Linked DNA regions of Homo sapiens: region 1 is linked to region 2. A link is a loop called in an ENCODE intact Hi-C map of the cell type or tissue named here. Cell type or tissue: IMR-90. All regions are shown on one strand. Links, peaks and the distances in the headings refer to the core of each region. The heading gives the core; the rest is flanking DNA.

Region 1 (11,036 bases), core at 1,028-9,027, 120 kb after region 2:
GCCAAATGAAACATTGTTTGGCCCATCAAATGGGCAGATAAGACTTTGGGCAAATGGCCCTGAGTGTTCTCTGTGAGTGCACCACGGCGAACACTTAAATATCTCTGCCTAGAGAAGTGCAAGCCTTTCTACATACACATTGCCATTTATGCAGATCTGAAAATGCAGTTGATTGTTACATTTTAATAAGAAATGACAAAAAGCTGTCAAATTAAAAATAAGCATGATTTGCAATTTTATTTGTAAATTAAGAACTGAAATATTTATGATTTTCAACTGAATGTGTTTCCAAGTTTCAGAATCATTAGTAAACCCAGGACATGTTGTCAGAGACATTGCTTCAGTTAGGTTCTGGACTTCATGAAATACAGCGATACAGTGGCAGTTTTGGATTAGCGTAGAATTTCCTGTTTTGGCAACTCAAGCTGCTTACTCCTCTCCCGATGCTATATCTTCTGTAATGAAAACATTTGCATTCACATGTAAATGGAAAGTATTATTTTTTCAGAGCTTCTTTGGACTACATCATGCAGTAGTTTAATGAATAACATGATTTCATATTTGGATGTTGTGATCATTGAAATTAGTGTAAGTGGTCTCTGTCCACATTAAAGGAGACATGTATTATTTGTCATATTTGGCTGTCTCTGGATTAGTTGGTGCCAGGAATAAAATAGCAGGAAGTTGTAAATAATGACAGAAGTATGCCAGAAGATCAGTGGAAACTTACAGTCAGCTTGAACTTTTAGTTAGCACCACCAAAATCTGCAATTTTAAAAATAATAACAAGGTCCTTCAGCTCCATTAATTAAACAAATAATGAAATAATTATTTACTACTGCAGAATAAGTGTTTAAAACATCTATGTTGGACTCTTCAGAAGTTCCCACGTGCTCTTCAAAGGTCAAGAAAACAGCTTTTATGTAAACTTTGAACTTGTAATAACTCTAAAACATTCAGGATGATATTTAATATCCTGAAAGAGCAAATTACTTAAGAGCAACCCTTAAAAGGTAAATCTGTAAATTTATCAGCTTAGCCAGAGCTTATTATAATTTTGTAATTTCTTTCCTTGCTAACACCATAAATTTCTCCTTCTCCACAAATCTCTTCTGTTTTCAAATGTATCCAAGGCTCCCTTTTCCTTTAAATAATGCACTTACATAATTCCATGCATCCACATAAATTCCATCTGACCCTGCTAATTCTGTTATGTAGATAAGCTTCCTTATCTCTTCCCATTGCTAAACATCTTAAACATGGAACTTATGTCTGCTGGCCGTACTTCCTGTCACTCCATTCGTTGTTTAACTTTCAGGCTTCCATCCTCAGTTAGATACCGAAATGACTCAAAGATCATCAGAATCTTCTTGGAGGAAGTCTAATGGCCTTTGCCACAGGCCTTACCCTGCTGGCCCATTTGCCACTTTTTACAGACTCCTTGGGCTTGGCCCTCCCTTGACTCCCGCAACACTGCACTAGGCTAGTTTGCTTTCCTCTTACAGTGCTCACATCCCTTTACTGTCATTTCTTTCTGTCCATAAATCTCTGAATTCAGTTCCTGCCAGGAAATATGTGAAGCTTACCCAGAATTAACTGACCCACAGGAATAAAATAATGATATTCTACGTAGGATAAGATCTGAAAATGATCTTCCTCTAAGAGCAACATGTGGAGAAGAGGTCAGCTCAATTCAAAGTCAAGTCTTCAAGACCTTGTAGAAAGGAAAATGAGCCAAAAGTCCTTTTGTGGCCTTTTCTTAAGCAAGGCCAATCTGGCCTCATGGTTTAGTATGGTGATTTGATACATTTGGTTTTACTCAAGAGTTATATGGGACTCAACAGATATGAAAATGACTCATATGTAGCTATGATAAGCCAAATTATCTGGTTGAGCCATGGCTCCTATAAATTTAATGAAATCTTTACTATCCCTGAGCATCTTACCAAGTGTTCCTGTCCATCATTGGACAAACAATGTAACAAAGCAGATCAACATAATTAAACAATATGCTTCTTAAATTACCTATGATAGCTACAGCTCCGCATTTGTGGTCACATTCGGTCAATAATACTCAAGGTCCTTTTCTAGTACTTAAGACGCTTGTCAGCTAAATGTCAAGTGGTCTTTCTTCCATGTCCATTTGTACATAGCATAACTCTATCCATGGAGTGCTTTTGTAATTTTTAAAACAGTTTATGAGAATGAAAAGTCAAGCCATAGACTGGGAAAAAAATATTTACAAAACACATATCTGATAAAGAACTGATATCCAAAATCTTCAAAGAACTCTTAAAACTCAACAGTAAGACAACAAACAACCCAATTAAAAACAGGCAAAATATCTGAACAGACACCTCACTAAAGAAGGTATACATGTGGCAAAGAAGTATATCAAGAGGTGCTCAGCATCATATGTCATTAGAGAATTGCAAATTTAAACAACTGCAAGATACTGCCACACACCTATTAGAATGGCTAACACCTAAAACACTGACAACAACAAATGCTGGTGAGGTTGTGAAGCAACAAGAACTCTCATTCATTGCTGGTGGAAATACAAAATGGCACAGCCACTGTGAAATACAGTTTGGCTTTTTTTTTTTTTAACTAAACTAAAACATAAGCTTACCATATTATCCAGCAATCAGGCTCCTAGGTACTTATGAATTGAAATGTTATGTTCACATAAAAACCTGCACACAGATGTTTTTAACAGCTTTATTCACAATTACCAAAAATTGGAAGCAAGGACAATCAAGATGTCCTTCAGTAGTGAATGCGTAAACAAACTATGGCACATCCGCACAATGGAATATAATTCAGCAATAAAAGGAAACGAGTTATCAAGCCAAAAAGAAAAAAAGAGATGGAGGTACGTTAAATACATATTTCTAAGTGAAAGGAGACCGTCTGAAAGGCTACGTACTGTGTGATTCCAACCATACAACATTCTGGAAAAGGCTGAACTACAGAGACATTAAAGAAAGATCAGTGGTTGCCAGAGACTTGGGGAAAGGGGGATAGATTGGTGAAGTGCGGGGGTATTTTAGGGCAGTGAAACTATTTTGTATGATACTGTAATGGTGGATACCCTGCATTATGCATTTGTCAAAACCAATGGAACTATGCAACAGAAAAAGTAAACCCTAATGTAAATTATGGACTTCAGTTGGTAATTTTATCTCAATATTGGTTCAATTTTTCTGTAAATCTAAAACTGCTTGAAATGTTTTTAAAAATCTTAACATGACTAGTTTTGTTCCTAAAAAAAAAAAAAAAAAATAGTAACATTTAAAATTTCTAGTACCTCCACAGCAAACTCGTGTTCAGACATGGAGAGGAAGGTTTAGGGTCATATGCACAACTAAATGTGATCATTTGTCAAACACTGATTTGATTGTTCCAAGTCAGAGTCAGTTAACTTTCTTAGATCTTTCTTCTTCTTCCTTGGTGAAGTTCACATGCCCAAGTCAAGAAACATTTTAGGTAAAGGGCAAACTACTTGAAAACTTCCATTAACAGCCAAACGTGTGATGACTAAATGAAAAGCAATAAAAAGCAGGGCCCTTCACCACCACTGTTGCCATCCCAGAAATGTCTAAGCAAGCATTTAAATGCTTTTCTCTTTCCTTCCAGGCCTTGCAATTGCCAGTGCCCTAATAGATATTTCACAACAGAAAGCTTCAGATAGTAAAGATAAGACTTCTGGAGTCCGGAATCGAAAACACCTTTCAACACGTCAAGGAACTTGTGTCTGAGAAATGGAAACCGCTCCTGTATATTCTGTACTGTTTTACTTCGGGCTTCTGTTAAAGCTGTTCTATGGCCTTGGATTTTATGGAGGCAGATCTCTGTATCATCCAGAGCCTGAGTACAGTTTCCTTCCAAATGGACAATGACCCAGGTGGCCAAAGAATGTTCATGAGTTTTATAAAAGTATTGATGGTCACAGGTGATAAAGTCAGTTTTTACCACTATCTTAGGCTTATTATAGCTAACATTAAATTACTCTGGAAAAAGATGTATATTGTTTCTTAATGAAGATGAAAAATATGTAATTCATATAAATCAACTGTTTATATCCCAAGACTTGAAAGAAAGACATTTTTTAATGCCTGAATGATGAGAATTGTACAGTTTTTGCCTCATAAGCAAACTTGAATCACCTGTGTATGAACAGGGAATGAACACATTGCAATGGCTTTAAATGCTCTTTTATCTCGTTGTAAAGGTAAGGCAAGATTTTGATGTAGTAGGATGTAGGTAATGTATTTAAATATTTCATATGACCATATCGTGTCCAAACTCAGTCTGAGAATGTGACAGCTTTCCGCCTAACTAGAATGCAGACCAGAATGAGTTCAACTCATTCTGTGCAACTTCACAGGGGGTTTATTAGAATGCTCAGTGTAGAGGACATTCCTGTCATCCATGCCAACTACCTAACTCGTTATCAGAGCTGATAGAGCATGGAAAAGTCTGTCCAGCGATCAGTTGTTCCCCTCCTTCCAAAAACAGCCTCCAATACCACAACCTGAAAAGAGCCGAAATGGTTATTTTACAGCATACAAGCTTCTGCTCCAGTATGATAATTTTTAATTGCCTAAGAATCATTGGATCAGACCTAAATGATCCATCTGCATTTTTATAAGAATGGATCTTTCTTTGCCCTTCCTCTCCTAGCTGCTAGATTTTAACTACCTTTTACAAATGTTACAAAATGTATTTTAGAGGCGACATCTCTCAAGATGACCTGAGTTCCTTCCTGCCAACTGTTCCACCTAGAATACAAGTAGAGAAGAGCACTGGCTGGCAAGCATCAACAGGAGTCTTCTTCCCAACACGAGCGCATCCATGTCCTGAGAAAAAGTCTGTGGTTTAGAAAATATGTCCATGGTTGCCCACAGTCAGCACACTCTTAGTGACTCAAAATTCTGAATTATGGCAGAAAGGAAAAATAAAACATACTTCACATTAGAACACAGAATCATTTACATCCTAATACTGACCACAGTTCACTAAAGCTCAGTAGCATTAACAGATATAGTTTGGAATTGCAGTTTCCTCACTTCAGGGTGACAAGATATGTATAACAGTGACAGAAATCTCCAAAGCTGCTGTATATGATATAGCTTTGTTAAATATGAAGGTCCTTTAAATACAATTGATGTTTAGTACTATATATGTACTTTTCACATTCTTTGGATTTCTGGAAGGTTATGACACTTTACTGTTTACAGCTAATGCATAGTTACTTGCATGCCATGGTTGTACAGTAGCAGACTATGACCCTATTGTGATATTAAGTGTTTATTTCATAATGCCATTTATACATAGCTGAATTTGATGAGGATTGAATGTCATATATAAGAGGAATGATCATACAATATGTAGTTGCATCTTATATAAGATTTCTAGGTTGCATCTAACCATGACTATGTCATTATTTTGATAATTAGGCATTTATGAATTATAGTATATATTCCTCATGTTGGCATGATAATTTTGCTATTTTCCATGCATTAAAAATAAGACAAATTCTTAGAGTAATTTTAGTAATTTTATCTATAATCTGTGGGGTTTTTTTGGAGGGGGAGGCCACTGGTTGTTTCTACTTCCCTGTGATATTTTCTCTCTCATTAAAGGAATGAGCTAAGTTTGTAAATATCTCCTAAAAACAATCAAGTAATTTTATTAGCTTCTTTTGGACCCTCTAAATATTGACTTCTCTCATGAAAAAATAAATTGATGAAACTAATGATTACAAAGATATAATCATTTTTTAAAAAGTGATTGCCCAATGTATTTCTCTAACAATTGTCACAAGAGAAAGCATAACAATAAAAATACAAAAACATACAGATTTAGATGTAAAATCTATATAAGCTATATTTTTAGGGAGGCTAAGCAGATAGTATTACTGTGGAAGAATTATCAAGTTTTATTCACCTCAAATCCCACTGGGTTCTTAAAACTTGAAAATTCAAATTGTAGAGAATTATGAGACACAATGTGATGTTTAGTTAAAGTCATGCTATACCTTTCTGGGCCACATATTGCTAACTCTGTGGCTAATTATGCAATTAATTCTCAACGTATCAAAGCTTTTCACTGGCAGTAAATTCTTTGCCCTCAGGTGAAGTGGATTGAAAAGACATCAAGGATCAAGGATAATCACTTTGAATCTGTTGGTTTTTCCCCCTACATTCCAGACACTTTAAATTTGGATGCTTTCATTTTTTTTAAATCAAACCACACAAATATGCAGATACTTTCCCAGAATTTCGCAGTTAAATGGCTGATCCTCTTGAAAACTAACCTTAATGGAATTCTAAACATTTCAGTTTAGAATGACTTTGAAAAATTCCTTAGATTTTTAGGATGTTTTATTCTGCCAAGTATGAAAAAAAAATGGTTAAATACAATGGAGTTTTAAAAATTAACCTGGGGATTCTATTTGAACTAGAAAATTCCTATTGGAAAAGAATTTGCACATACTTACAGATTCAGCTAATAAATTTTAAGAGGATTAGGATTCTCATAATTCTTTAAATGAAAATTTGTTTTAGTGATACACAGAGATGCCGTATACTATAGTGTTATGTTCAGTAGGAAAACTTCAAATAGTTCGTATTTAAAAAGGTAATTGATCCTTGCTGTACTTCCCAACATCTCATCTTCTTTTAGCTGCAGTAAGATAGAGGTGACTGTATGGCTACAGTTCATGGTATAAGGTCATTTAGGGTGCACACTGGCACACAGGCTGGAAAACGGGCACTGGACCCAGCTTTCAGGTGTGTGGTGCTGGGTAAGTTTCACCTTTGAAGCCTCAGCCTTCCATCTGTAAAGGGCGGTAATGGTGCCCACCTTTCGAGGCATTGCGAGGCTAGATGGTAACACACAGAAAGCTCCCACAGTGGGACCTTGATGCAGCGTAGCTGGTATTAACAACCGTGGGGACACCAGGCCACTCTTTTTCTACCAGTTGTTTTATGAATCCACCTATTAATTTTCATCCATCTTTTGGTCGTAGGTAAAGGTCAATCAGGTTTTTCAAAAAGACTCCCTGAATAACTTAAGTTCCTGTATTTCTAAGATATAGGGATTTCTACAAAACGACTTTGACATTTAGTCAATAAAGACTTAAACTCTTCTTAAATCTATAGTTTTAGGAGAGTTTTTCTTAAAATTACTGACTGATGACATTGAGACAAGAGCATCAATGATCACCTTTCACGTACAAACTAGGCAAGACAGGGTCAGTGCTTACATTTTGTGGTTATACATGATACATCTTTTCTCAGTGAACATAAAACTATGATTTGAAAGGTGTCTTATATTTAAAAAAGATTGTAAAATGAAAACTGACCAAATGAACTAATTCTACCCACCTATGGTCTTTTTAAATGTCGAGTTTCAAAACCCATTTGCCGTATACTAGAGTGAGCTTGGAAACTTACCTGATTACAGGAATTGCTTGGGTTCAGGCAGATTCCCACTTTCACCTCTAGAGATTTAGATTCAGAAACACTGGGGTAGGCCCTGGAGAGCAGTACTCTTAACAAGCTCCTCAGTGCTTCTTACCATTAGGCAAATTAGGGAAACACTGCATTGGGTCAAAGTGCTGCCTTTAATCGACCATTAGAGGGAGTTCTCTAAATAACAAAGTTATTACTCTAATTCAAAATGCTTTAAAGAATTTTCCAAGGAATACAAGCCATCTGGTTGGTGTTAGTTATAGCAGTGATTTCATTAGAGTGTACATTTAACATTTTAGTTTTATCAAAATTTTTTGAAATTAAGAATTAGAACCAGAGCTCCTATCAGTATATATGTACACAGGTGTGCATGCCAGTGTTCAAAAGATTGTGTAAAAGTTCAAGCCCGTTTTAGAAAGCCAACATTTTATGTTATAATATGCTGTTAATCAGGACTTTATTAAATAAAAACATTGGCTCTTCCAACCCCCACTGCCAAATGCAGTTTTGTTTTGTTTTTGTTTGTGTTTTATCCTTTCGTGGTCACACAGGAAAAAGCACTCTGAGAACTTGAAAAAGCCCCTCTCCATCGAAGAGGTGATTATATAGTTTGTTATTGAATTTTGACATTCAAAATACATTTCCCCCTCTTTTTCTCTTCACCAGATTTGCATTGACCTTTCCTGTACGTTCTCTGTGAGGGGCTTGCTGAGCACTTGGAATGTTCCTGAGAATTAAAGGCAAAACTCACAAGGCCCAGCAGCTAAGAATCTAGCTATAATGAGGGTCTACGCCACAGGACATGTGTTATAGAAATTGCTCTTACTTAGAATAAAAGTCAGCTATCTGAGACCAGGGCAGCTCTGGCATAGCTGACTCTTCTGGGAAAAGCCTGCAGGTTCTCTGGTAAGCTCTGGGCTTGGTCCTTATGTGGCCATCTGGGGCCCAGCCTTCTTTCAGTGGCACTGCTCTGCTAGGCCTCTGTAAGGTCTCACCGAGAAGAAAACCAAGGAGGATCTAAACTTCTCTCTTCTCTCCAACCCCCTCCCCCCACACCACCTGGGCCCAGCACCTGGGATACCTTCTGGGCTCAGGGCCTCAAGCAGGCTCTTCCAGGACCCTGACCTGAGGCCTAACCCTGAGGCCGGCCCTGCCTGTGCTCCAGAGGTTGGAATGGTGGTCTCCTCCCCGTCGCACCTCCAAGAGGCCAGGCCAGGAAGGGGCTGGGAAGAAGAGGACCACCGAACCTTGAGAAACATGCCCAGCCTGGCTGCCGCCTCCCAGGAACATCAGAGAAGAAAGAGAAGCTTTTCGAGGGTCCTGGATGAAGATGCGCCCAAAGTAGGTAGAGGGCTGTTGGGTGGACTCTCGCCACAGACAGCAGCAGCTGCTCTGTGAATATCTAAGCCTTGCACACTCTCCTTTTCAGCTTTTTGATGGTGGATCAGTGGCTGTAAGGAGATTTGGAAAGTTTAGCTTAAAACTGACTTTTCTCTGGCCTAAAAGGATTTGCTCAGAGAAATCACCTGTGAGTGGCGGATGTGCGTGATAGGCGTTCTTTCAGCTCCAACCTATAACCCTTTTGGTAAACACACAATTCCTGCTCCAGATTCTTACATGCTTCCTCGCTTGTTTAGAATCAGGGTACCTGGCATGGCCATGGCAGCCAAGAGATTATCAAGCTTTACCTTCTCCAGCCCTACTATGAAAATAGCTACTATTGTTTTGTTTTCCAAATATGAAACAACAGTATAATTTTAAATGAGCTTCTGTAAACTACACCCCCCACCCCCCACCCCCATTCTAACCTTCTCCCACTTCAGGGATTGGGTGCAGAGTAGTTTTAATTGAACAAGAAACCAAACCCCTGAAAGACCATTGCAGAAACACTATATTCTCACCGTCAAAAGCTTTAACCCGTGTTATTTTTGGCAGAAGTGGTATTTTCTGGTTACTTTTGGCAGAAGTGGTATTTTCTGGTTATTTTTGGCAGAAGTGGCATTTTCTGGTTATTTTTGGCAGAAGTAGTATCTGGCCTGAGTGGTATTCACTCAGGGAAGATAGTTGTTTAAACATGAGTTTCTTTAGCCTGGCTGTGTGCACAGTCAGGAAATCTCACTCTAGAAAATCTGCCTAGGAAAATAGCATTACCGAGCAAATTCTTTTATAATTCTTTGTGTTTCTATAGCCTCTATTGCCCAAAGATATTTTAAATTTTGTTCTTTCCAGTGACATACAAGTTTTCTTAGAACAGGTCCTGTGTGAAGAAATACTCGAATTTTAACTCAAATGCCGAGTTGTTTTTTTTTTTCTTTTTTTTAATGCCATGGGCCGGTTATCTAAATTTCTGAGTAAGCGGGGATAAAAATGCTAACTCATGTAGGTTTTGTGATGAGTTTTTGTTGTTGTTGAAATAAGTAGATCATAGTTAAATGTTCTCTCCTTTTACTATGAAAAGGTCCAGGTTTAAATTCAGTGAATCATGAGCGTTGATTTTTTCCTTGATTTTTTATTGTTGTTGGGGTAATACTAAAGTGCTTCTATGTGCCACAGTTCCCAAATAATTAAACTGCAATCGGAACCAATGCTATGTGTTGCCTGGTGATTTAGAGTTGTGCTTTTCAAGATTTTTTACAATATCTATTACATATTTTTAAAATTACCTTCCTCAACTTTAAGTGACAGTTTTATAGCAAATACTAACAAATTGTGTTAGATGTTCTTTCTCATCTTCACCCACCTCTCCTAACCCTTCGCTGACTAGTCAGCTCATTCCCTCAGTGGCAGACTAGTTCTCTCATACCTCTACCAATATTTAAAATATAAATAAATAACATAAAATAGGTCTTGCACATCTTCATTCCCTTGTTACAATGCACGTTGGCAGCAGTAAATCTTTTCCTTTAGATCAGCTTGTTTGAAATACGATGGCACTTAAAAGGGAAGGCCAGCTGGAAGGACACCAATAAAAACAGCAGCTCAGCTTAAAGCAATTTGATTTCAACCTGAAATGAATTACCTTGCAACACAAATAGATAATGGCAAACAGGATATGCTACTTATCAAGACTATTCCCTTCTGAGAGTCAGATCTCCAAGTTCCTTTGAAACTTGTTTCCATGGGAGGATAGAAGAATATGGCCTCCCCAAACATTTAGGGGCAGGTGAACTAATTAGAAGAGGGAAAAACTCTGAGAATCCAGTGTTCACTCCTTGTTGATTTCTGAAGTGACAACTCCAATATGACCTTCCAAAGCCAAAAACAAAACAAAAAATGCTACCAGTGTGGGCTGTTAACTAAAGCAGTGTTTCTAGAAGGGAGAACTACAGAATAGCATCATTTTGTTTCTCAGGAGGCTGTGTCTATGATGAGCTTTACAAACTAGAAATCTGTAACGACGTAGAAGGATGCCTTGGTTGTGTTTTTATACATAATGTGCAATGTTTAAATTACATGATTTTATGAACAATGTCTGGAAGACAGTTATGTGATGGCCTTTTTTTTTTCTTTTAGTAATTCTTGTAAGTGATAATATATCTGAACTATTTTCATTTT
Region 2 (11,036 bases), core at 1,230-9,229:
ACAAGGATATTCAGGACTTGAACTCAGCTCTGGACCAAGCGGAGATAATAGACATCTACAGAACTCTCCACCCCAAATCAACAGAATATACAATCTACTCAGCACCACATCACACTTATTCTAAAGTTGACCACATAATTGGAAGTAAAACACTCCTCAGCAAATGCAAAAAATGGAAATCATAACAAACAGTCTCTTAGACCACAGTGCAATCAAATAAGAACTCAGGATTAAGAAACTCACTCAAAACCGCACAACTACATAGAAATTGAGCAACCTGCTCTGGAATGACTACTGGGTAAATAACAAAATGAAGGCAGAAATAAATAAGTTCTTTGAAACCAATGAGAACAAGAACACAACACACCAGAATCTCTGGGACACAGCTAAAGCAGTGTCTAGAGGGAAATTTATAGCACTAAATGCCCACAGGAGAAAGCAGGAAAGATCTAAAATCAACACCCTAACATCACAAGTAAAAGAACTGGAGAAGCAAGAGCAAACAAATTCAAAAGCTAGAAGAAGGTAAGAAATAACTAAGATCAGAGCAGAACTGAAGGAGATAGAGAGACGAAAAACCCTTCAAAAAAATCAGTGAATCCAGGAGCTGGTTTTTTGAAAAGATTAACAAAATAGATAGGCCACTAGCCAGACTAATAAAGAAGAAAGGAGAGAAGAATCAAACAGACACAATAAAAAATGATAAAGGAAATATCACCACTGATCGCACAGAAATACAAACTACCATCAGAGAATACTATAAACACCTCTATGCAAATAAACTAGAAAATCTAGAAGAAATGGATAAATTCCTGGACACATACACCCTTCCAAGACTAAACCAGAAAGAAGTCGAATCCCTGAATAGACCAATAACAAGTTCTGAAATCGAGGCAGTAACTAATAGCCTACCAACCAAAAAAAGCCCAGGACCAGATGGGTTCACAGCCGAATTCTACCAGAGGTACAAAAAGGAGCTGGTACCATTCCTTCTGTAACTATTCCAAACAACAGAAAAAGGGGGACTCCTCCCTAACTCATTTTATGAGGCCAGCATTATCCTGATACCAAAACTTGGCAGAGACACAACAAGAAAAGAAAATTTCAGTCTAATATCCCTGATGAACATCAATGCGAAAATCCTCCATAAAATACTGGCAAACCGAATCCAGCAGCACATCAAAAAGCTTATTCACCACGATCAAGTCAGCTTTATCCCTGGGCTGCAAGTCTGGTTCAACATACGCTAATCAATAAAATCCATCACATAAACAGAACCAATGACAAAAACCACATGATTATCTCAATAGATGCAAAAAAGACCTTTGACAAAATTCAACATCCCTTCATGCTTAAAGCTCTCAATAAACTAGGTATTGATGGAACATATCTCAAAATAATAAGAGATATTTATGACAGACCCACAGCCAATAACATACTGAATGGGCAAAAGCTGGAAGCATTCCCTTTGAAAACTGGCACAAGACAAGGATGCCTTCTCTCATCACTCCTATTCAACATAGTATTGGAAGTTCTGGCCAGGGCAATCAGGCAAGAGAAAGAAATAAAGGGTATTCAATTCGGAAGAGAGGAAGTCATATTGTCTGCGTTTGCAGATGACATGATTGTATATTTAGAAAACCCCATTGTCTCAGCCCAAAATCACTTTAAGCTGATAAGCAACTTCAGCAAAGTCTCAAGATACAAAATAAATGTACAAAACTCACAAGCATTCCATACACCAATAATAGACAAACAGAGAACCAAATCATGAGTGAATTCCCATTCACAATTGCTACAAAGAGAATGAAATACCTAGGCATACAACTTACAAAGGACGTGAAGGACCTCTTCAAGGAGAACGACAAACCACTGCTCAAGGAAATAAGAGAGGACACAAACAAATGGAAAAACATTCCATGCTCATGGATAGGAAGAATCAATATTGTGAATATGGCCATACTGCCCAAAGTAATTTGTAGATTCAATGCCATCCCCATCAAGTTGCCATTGACTTTCTTCACAGAATTAGAAAAAGCTGCTTTAAATTTCATATGGAACCAAAAAAGATCCCATATAGCCAAGACAATCCTAGTCAAAAAGAACAAAGCTGGAGGCATCACACTACCTGACTTCAAACTATACTACAAGGCTACAGTAACCAAAACAGCATGATACTGGTACCAAAACAGATATGTAGACCAATGGAACAGAACAGAGGCCTCAGAAATAATGCCACACCTCTACAACCATCTGATGTTTGACAAACCTGACAAAAACAAGCAATGGGGAAAGGATTCCCTATTTAATAAATGTTGTTGAGAAAACTGGCTAGCCATGTGCAGAAAACTGAAACTGAACCCCTTCCTTACACCTTATACAGAAATTAACTCAAGATGGATTAAAGACTTAAACATAAGACCTAAAACCATAGAAACCCTAGAAGAAAACCTAGGCAATACCATTCAGGACATAGGCATGGGCAAGGACTTCATGACTAAAACACCAAAAGCAATGGCAACAAAAACCAAAACTGGAAAATGGGATCTAATTAAACTAAAGAGTTTCTGCACAGCAAAGGAAACTATCATCAGAGTGAACAGGCAACCTACAAAAATGGGAGAAAATTTTTGCAATCTATCCATCTGACAAAGGATCCAGAATCTACAAGGAACTTAAAGAAACTTACAAGAAAAAAAAACCCCATCAAAAAGTGGGCGAAGGATATGAACAGACACTTCTCAAAAGAAGACATTTATCCTGCCAACAAACATATGAAAAAAAGCTCATCATCTATGGTGATTAGAGAAATGCAAATCAAAACCACAATGAGATACCATCTCACACCGGTTAGAATGGCAGTCATTAAAAAGTCAGATGCTGGAGAGGATGTGGAAAATAGGAGCGCTTGTACACTGTTGGTGGGTGTGTAAATTAGTTCAGCCATTGTGGAAGACAGTGTGGTGATTCCTCAAGGATCTAGAATCAGCAATCTCATTACTGGGTATATTCCCAAAGGAGTTTAAATCATTCTACTATAAAGATACATGCTCACATATGTTTATTGCAGCACTGTTCACAATAGCAAAGACTTGGAACCAACACAAATGCCCATCAATGATAAACTGTATAAAGAAAATGTGGCACATATACACCATGGAATACTATGCAGTCATAAAAAAGGATGAGTTCATGTCCTTTGCAGGGACATGGATGAAGCTGGAAACCATCATTCTCAACACAGGAACTAACACAGGAACTGAAACATCATTCTCAACATCAAACTAACACAGGAACTGAAAACCAAACATCGCATGTTCTCACTCATGAGTGGGAGTTGAACAATGAGAACACAAGGATGCAGAGAGGGGAACATCTCACACCAGGGCCTGTCGGGGGTTGGGGGACTAGGGGAGAGATAACATTAGGAGAAATACCTAAAGTAGATGACGGGTTGATGGGTACAGCAAACCACATGACACGTATATACCTATGAACAAACCTGCACGTTCTTCTGCACATGCATCCCAGAACTTAATGTATAATAATAAAAAAGGACCTAGCGTATATAGACTTTCTATATTTAGACATTATTAACTTGGTACACTCATGCTTAAAGTTGCCCTGATCTGCCACCCCCACCCCCAACATGGCATCTCGTTACCTAAAATATGCTTAAAGTTACAAATCCTTTGCCTACAAATGGCACACAGACCCTTTGAGATCTGTCCACACTGTGCCTCTCCATTTGTATCTCTCAACTTTTCCTGTTAATCGTCAGTGTGTTTTAACCATGTCAAGCTGCATGCCAGACTCTCTCTGGACTTCCCAAACATTAATAAATACTAGTCCTTTGTGACCCAGCTTTCTGGCCAAATGCTGTCTTCTCCTGGAAGATTCCTGGCTCTAGCAGTTAGTCAACTTCATATAGTTATTCAAGCTGTGCAAGCTTGTATAGCCTATGTATCGTTGCATTGTGACCTTTTTTTTCCCTTAGGGTCTTTCCCACTTGAACTATTCCACCTGTTAAGCTCAGTGCCTAGCGCAATGGTGCACTGCTGAATGAATGAATGCTGTAAATAGAAATTAGTATTATATATGTAGACATGGGATTTTAGCTTTTATTAATTAAGCTTTTGGTCATTTAGTGTCATACATCTTGAAGTTTTTGCAAGGGTGAACTCACATGAAATATACACATATGATAAAAACTACCTCCTTGGAGAGCTGTTTCCTGGGGAATCTATAGATGGTCATGCTAGCTATGACTGTTCTCTAGTATATTTTTGGAAATGGATCAAACAATATACTATCCCATTTTTTTTTCAAATCTGTTTCCCTCTGAATTTCTCTTGGGTTGCTGGACACTGGCACCCTCTGTCACAGCTTTCTTGCTCCCACAGTTAGGCAAGCAGGAAGGAGTGGTACCCAGTGGCTTCCCTTCTTCGCTCCCATAGCTTGGCGGGAGGGAGTGGCAGCCAGTGGCATCTTCTCTCCCATTGTTCAGCAAGCAAGAGGGAGGGTTACATCTTTTTTACTCCAGCTGCCTGCAGCTCGGTGAGCTGGAGGGAGTGGCACCCAGCAGCTTTTTCACTCCCATAGTTTGGCGTATGGGAAACAATGTTACAGCCCTTTTACTCTCACCTCCTGCAGCTGGTGAGCAGGGGTGTTAGAGCTCTTTTTGCTCCCACAGTTCAGCAAATTCCGGGTTCTTGTCCCATGACTAAGAGGAATGAAGTCACGGACACCGGAGAGCGAGTAAGGCAGAATAGAATTTTATTGAGCAAAAGAAAAGCTCTCGACAGTGAGTGGGCACCTGAAAATGGGTAGCCATCTGTGAAGCTGAGTCCGGGGTTTTTTATGCATTTGGAATGAGGAAGCGCAGGCTGTAGGTAATCTTAGAAAAGGCAACATTCGATTAAAAAATGATAAAAAAGCATTATTCAGAAAGAACCAATTGAAAAAGAGTGGGTAACAGGAATAGAAGTTCTCACTCTAGTTCATGGACTCTATCTGGAATTGGTAGTTTGGTTTTCAGACTTCAGAGGATCCTTGGCTTGTAGGTCAAGTTTCACCAGGGACCCATCCCTGTCTGCCTAGAAATCTGTCTCCTGACACCTCCATTCAAGTGTCATACATCAAAAAGCTACATATTATCAAAATGTGTTTCCCCACAGACAGATTCCTTTGCAAAACTGGATGGGAGTGAACATCATGGCTGGCCGTCTTGTGCTGTGTGACAGAACATTAACATGCCCAAAGCCAGAGGTCTAGAAGACAGTGTCCCTGCCACAGAGGGAGCCTCCAACGTCTGAAAGTCCGACAGCATTGACTTTAACTCATTGCTTTATAAAAACTGTAAACAACTAAACCCATGAGGCAAGAGCCAAAGTATTACAGCTCAGTCAGGCCACACCCCCTGCAAACTGTTTCTGGATAAAACAGTCATAACATTGGCTTGTGTGCTGGGATTTCACAGTTTAAAATATGCATGATTAGTGCCTATGATTGATGTGTTAACTAATGAAGCCTATACCAGTTTAGCAGATAATGCTGGCAGGACGTAAGGTGTCTCAGACAATTTCCCATGTGGTGTTGCATCAGTCTAAATCCCTTTGAGGTCACAGGCAGGATATTGGTCGATTTTAATGTTGACGATTATCCAAAAGAATGACCACATCATGAACACATTACATAATGTGGTGGGGGTTTCAGTCTTCATATGGACAAAAGAATTCTAACATCCTAATGGATGTACCAAACTTCTGGCTGGGATAGATATGAAATTTAGAGAAGAGATGAGAGCTGCCTTGTCAACAGATTGGCTCCACATGCCACATGTTGGCATAGGTAAGAGATGACATATGAACAAAAGCAGTTGTCGAATACTGACACAAGGGAGCTTTCCTGGACTCAGTGAGCATGAAATAGACTAGCCTTAAGCAGTGGTCACAATGAAATCATGGCTAAAGAATGTTTCCGTGGGGCTGTCTCTGAAGGCAGTACCCCAGAGCTCCTTCTTGCTCAGCACCCAAGACAAGTGGACCACAGAGAACTGCAGCAGTCCAAATGGAGCCGAGGGCAGATCCATTAACAAAGGCCCCAACTCACATGGAATGGAATGAATGCTTCAAGAAACACCAAGCCTGAAGCCGGGCACGGGGGCTCACGCCTGTAATCCCAGCACTTTGGGAGACCGAGGTGGGCGGATCACCTGAGGTCTGGAGTTCGATACCAGCCTGACCAACATGGAGAAACCTTGTCTCTACTAAAAATACAAAATTAGCCAGGCGTGGTGGCGCATGCCTGTAATCCCAGCTACTCAGGAGGCTGAGGCAGGAGAATCACTTGAACCTGGGAGCCAGAGGTTGCGGTGAGCCGAAATCACACCACTGCACTCCAGCCTGGGCAACAAGAGCAAAACTCCGTCTCAAAAAAAAAGAAAAGAAAAGAAAAGAAAAGAAACACCAAGCCTGATGCAAGGCTTGGAAGAGCAGACTGCCTGCAGCTGTTAAGGCTGTGTGGAAAGGCACTGTGGAAAATGGAAATCAAGGAAATAAAGCAGAGATTCTTCATGGCTTGTCAGTTATTTTACTCTAAAGGATATTTCAATTGCAATGAAAGGTTTAAATAGACAGGTAGCTACAGTACAATGTTTGCTTCTCACTCTGGTACACAGCATGGTGGTAGTTGTCTACCTGTTTTTGTTGTTGTTTTCTAATTCCTCAGGATTTAATTAATGTTTTACATTCAGTATTATTTAGACAAGCTCAAATTATAATCATTATATTTACCTCCCTAAATTTTATTACTATTTCAGTGGCCTAGGGGGAGTTGTTTGCAGATCTAACCTTCATAATAGTCTATTAAATGGCTGCCAAGTTTCACCACCTCGATCTAGTCTGTGCGAGTAGTGAAATAAGTATGCATTTATCAGCCTGTGCAGGACAAATCTAAGAGTCTCCTAATAAATTTAAAAGAGCATTACTAAATTCCTCTTTAAAAAATGTAATGTCCCATTATTAGCCCTCTCCAAATTCCCAATGTCATTAGAAACCTCAAGGTGTCTACATGCTGATAGCATTTTTAGGGGAGAGGGCCTTGGATTCAAGATAAAGAGTCCTAACTTCTGCAGATGGGCATTATTTCACAATCACCCTTTTTTTCAGTTTTCCTATCTGTAGAATTTCCCTCCATAAATATCACATGAAGACCAAAAGCCATAAGTGAAGATTTATAAAATATTTTTATCATAAGAGTGATATGCCACATAGCATTTGAGGGAAAAAAAAATGCACTGAATGACCAGACCTACAGGAAGATAATCCTTTATCTCTACAGATTATTTCTACTTTAGGAAAAGAAAAGGGAAATTTATGGCAGATAGGAGTTGAGAGCAGCAGAAGTGTTAGGAGGAAGACCAGTAGAGCAGACCAGCCATGACTGGGTTGGAGTTTTTATAGGGAAGAGAGCAAAGAGATTTTAAGCGGGTAAGACACATAGGTAGATAAAAACAACTTTTTAGGAAGGTTAATTCTGTATTACATGATCAAGCTTATGTCAATTTCCACTTTGCAGTCTCTTCAGGAGATTTCAGCAGGCTTTCTTTTTAAATTTTCTTTTTCAAAAAAAAAAAAAAAAGTAAAATATTCCTTATCTGCAATGCGAGCTGAGCAGCACAGTGCTCCTTGGTATTTATAACTCATTTCCCTTCCTGAGCTAGCATATACTTTTAAGCCAAAAAAAGATATACCCTTTTCCAAGACCTTCTCTGTCTTATGCCACCAAGGAATTCCACTTCAGTAGTTGCAAAATCAAGGGATTTTCTTTTCCTTTATGGTTTTGGAGACTCCCCAAGAGCTAAAGCAGAAAAAAATCAACACTAGATGGCCCTAGAAGATGTACTCTTCATGGTTTTGTCTCTTGTCTGACTGCCCGGAGAAGAGTTCCTTAGGCATTTACAAACACAGCAATGCCACCTTTTAGCCCCACTCTTTAGGGATTTTACATGACTAATTTTAATTGCATAAAAGGAACTCATCTTTATCTTGGTGTGTGCAGTGCAAAACACTTAATGTAGGGTCTGACTCTATTCTACAGTAAGTGCAGTAAGTGTTAGCTACTATTACCTCATCAGCAGACCTGCAACAAGAGAGTCCTTTGTTACTACAGAATTCTCCTGCCCTAATACTGCCAAAGTCTGCAGTTCTAGCTGCATATATGCAGTTCCTGGTGCATTGGCGGATCTCAATAATATTTGGTTTGTGGATATACAAGTGAACAAAGGGCTTTGGGTTTTTGTTTTTGTTTTTGTTTTTAGCAGAAACTAATTCATCTGGCTAAATAACCTAAGAATATGTAGGAAAAAAATTACAACCAGAATAAATTCTTGTTTGCTCTTTATAAATGGATCATTGGCAACCTTTGAGGTAAGATTTGATGCATCTCTTCAGTAGAAATTCAGCAAGATCAACCTCCTCATTATGTGGAGCAGCACACTGAGTAATAAGAAATCTGGCATGGCTACAGTATCTTGCACATAGGCCATGCTCAATAAACATTTATTGAATGACTGTCTTGTTACCAAGACTTTGTAGCAATAAGCTTTAGGGGTTTTAGCCTGACCATCTGCTTGGCTGGGATGAGTCGTGATGATAGTTCACATTGGGTTTGTGTTTACCAGTTCCTAAAATTCAAGTGTGTTCAGATGTAGATCCTCTGTTAGAAAATATAGCAGTATCTGAAAATGTCTTGCTTTTCAAATAAAAGGTGCAGAGGTGTGAGTGTTTTTGCACTGTTGGTTTCAGATGGAACCACAAGCATTTGGCAGCATATTGAAGAAGCTGTCACAATCGAGCTTTTCCTCTTGGGGAACCTCAACCAAAGCTCAGCGGTCATTTCCCATGGAAAACTATGTGCCTTTGGCCAGTTGTGCTAAGATAACTTATTGGCCTCTCTGATGTCAGCTAATTTCTGTCCATCAGTCCTCAGTGCCTGAGTGACTTTCCTCCAATTCATATGAAAGTATGCAGAAGGAAAGTTTTACAGCTTTACAACACAGAGCAGGCCTTGCCTTTTTATCCCTTGGCTGTGAGCACCAGTCCTTAGCCACATACATTCTCTTGTATTCTGCTCCCTTTCCTGTCCCACATTCTTCATAGATTTTTCCACGTTTTCTGGAAAAAAAAATCAAGAAAAGCAATTTCCTAAGATAAATGCTCCCACCTGCCCTTGTTCTTCCAGAAACACGGATGGGCTGGTTGGTTCGTTGGTATTTCCCGGTTTGCTTCCCTTTTCCCTAAGTGCGTCACTGACTCTTTGCTCCCGGGAGAGAATGAGCATGTGGAAGCCAGAGGAGGCCTGTTCACGCCCCTCTCCCCTCCTAGCACCTCCCGGCCTCCTTCCTTGTATGTGTTTCCCTTTAATCTCTCAATCTTACATCTTTCATATTTGCAAGAGTGTACAGAACTATTTGAGGAGAGAGAACTGGAGATCTAGAACTTTTTTTTAACAGATTTTATTTGTCATAGTTCCTTAATAAAGAGGAATGAGCATCTCATAGATGAGTGCATATGGATGAGCATGATACAGCCCAGAGCCCACCTGAGCTCATGAGAAAATCCCCCCAGTGAAAAGCACGCCGGGGTGAGGGTGGAGCGGAGCGTGGAAAGCAAACCAATTGGAAAGGTGTTCCCTGTATTACCAAGAGCCCAGGAGTCAGTGTTTAGATGTTCACTTCTTGCACCGGCTAACATGACATAGCTACTTTGTGTCCTCAAGCAAGTCTCTTAACTCTCAGAACCTTAGTTTTGTCATTTGTAAAGTTTGGGTAGTAAAGGCTGCTCTCACCACCTCACATAGTAGCTGCAAGAGTCAAGTGAGTTTTTTTTTTTCAAGTGAGATTTTTAAAAAGCTTTGTCAATTGTTAGGTGCTTTAAAAAAGTCAACAGAGAGTGTTATAACTGAAAGAGATACTTTAAAATTGCTATAGCTACCTGCTATTAACTAAAGGCATTAAGAAACTTGAAAACCAACACCAAGAAAAAGAGTATAATTAAATTCCCCGACAAATAGTAATTTCATCTTATTCAAATAGTCTTCTTCTGAAGTGATCTCAGAAAATATGGAGCTATTTACAGGATTAATATGTCCTAACTTCCCTTTTATGAGGTAAATAAAGGGGGAAAAAGCTAAGGTCATAGAAAATTTGAGGGTTATTGGTTGCCAGAATTGGCAAAATTAATTTATATTTCTGCTTTGAAACCTGTTTAGTTTCTGTAGAAAGGGGAACTTTTCAAATTAAAACTGTAGTCTGGGTCAGAAAGCTATCAAATAGCCAAGGTAAAATAGGGAGGAATCCAGGATTTTCCCACCATTCACTCGTGCTGTTGACTCCTGCCTTGTGGGCCTCATCTTGGTCAGGAGCTGCCACTCACCTTTTCTCACCTGCAGAGGCTCCACCAACCTAAGTGGGAAGATTGGCTTCTGTTACCAAGAAGCAGAGCATAATGCTAAGGGAAGGATAGAAAACCCTTTCTGTTGTGTTTCTTCTATACTTGCTCATCATTTGACATTGTTTTTGCACTCCCTTCATTCCTTCAAATCTCATAGACTTTCTGGATTCTGAGTCTCAGACCTTGAACTACAACGTATGCGTCTGTCTGTCTCCTGTGGTATGTCATTACTTCCAGATGCTAGTATGGAAAGTGGGGAAGAATTAGGCATTGGAATTATGATAAGTCTGAGTCCAAGTCTCGACTCTTCCACTCTCCTTGCACAGGCAAAGGAAACATTAGGTATTCAAAAATGGCCACTATTATTATGTATGTCACTTCTAAACCCACAACTGATTTATCCATTCTCTAACCCTTTACTTTTGCTGTCCTTGCTTGCTTGCTTCAAAGCCACCCCTTCTTGATCCTGCATCTCTGTCTCAACCTTTTATCTGATACTCACACCTGAATCCCCTGCCCCAGCTCTGACAAGATCATGAATTAGAGTTTCATTGTAGAAAGATCTATGGTGAAGAGATGCAA

What was found. Hi-C counts contacts between places; a loop is a spot of excess contacts. Peaks named below come from ENCODE experiments on the same cell type or tissue, not always from the same donor. Only the 100,000 strongest peaks of a DNase experiment are listed, where the experiment ranks them.
Region 1: a loop joins it to region 2, with 7 times the contacts of the local background. A loop is called at or near these places in 2 of 110 quality-filtered maps.

The regions. Positions count from the first base shown.
Region 1 is chr10:115,941,019-115,952,054 of GRCh38, forward strand. It overlaps ATRNL1 (attractin like 1), which reads left to right. Exons shown (of 29, transcript NM_207303.4): 29 at 3,640-7,981. The coding sequence ends at 3,761. Among named protein-coding and RNA genes, the nearest start is that of SNORD158, 250 kb to the right of the region's middle. In IMR-90, for the core only: a CTCF peak has its summit at 7,639; no DNase peak of the experiment used is centred there; H3K27ac peaks cover 1,602 bases.
Region 2 is chr10:115,821,886-115,832,921 of GRCh38, forward strand. All of the region lies in intron 27 of ATRNL1 (attractin like 1), which reads left to right. Among named protein-coding and RNA genes, the nearest start is that of SNORD158, 370 kb to the right of the region's middle. In IMR-90, for the core only: a CTCF peak has its summit at 7,875 (motif pointing right); DNase peaks (open chromatin) are centred at 5,526, 7,846 and 8,586; H3K27ac peaks cover 184 bases.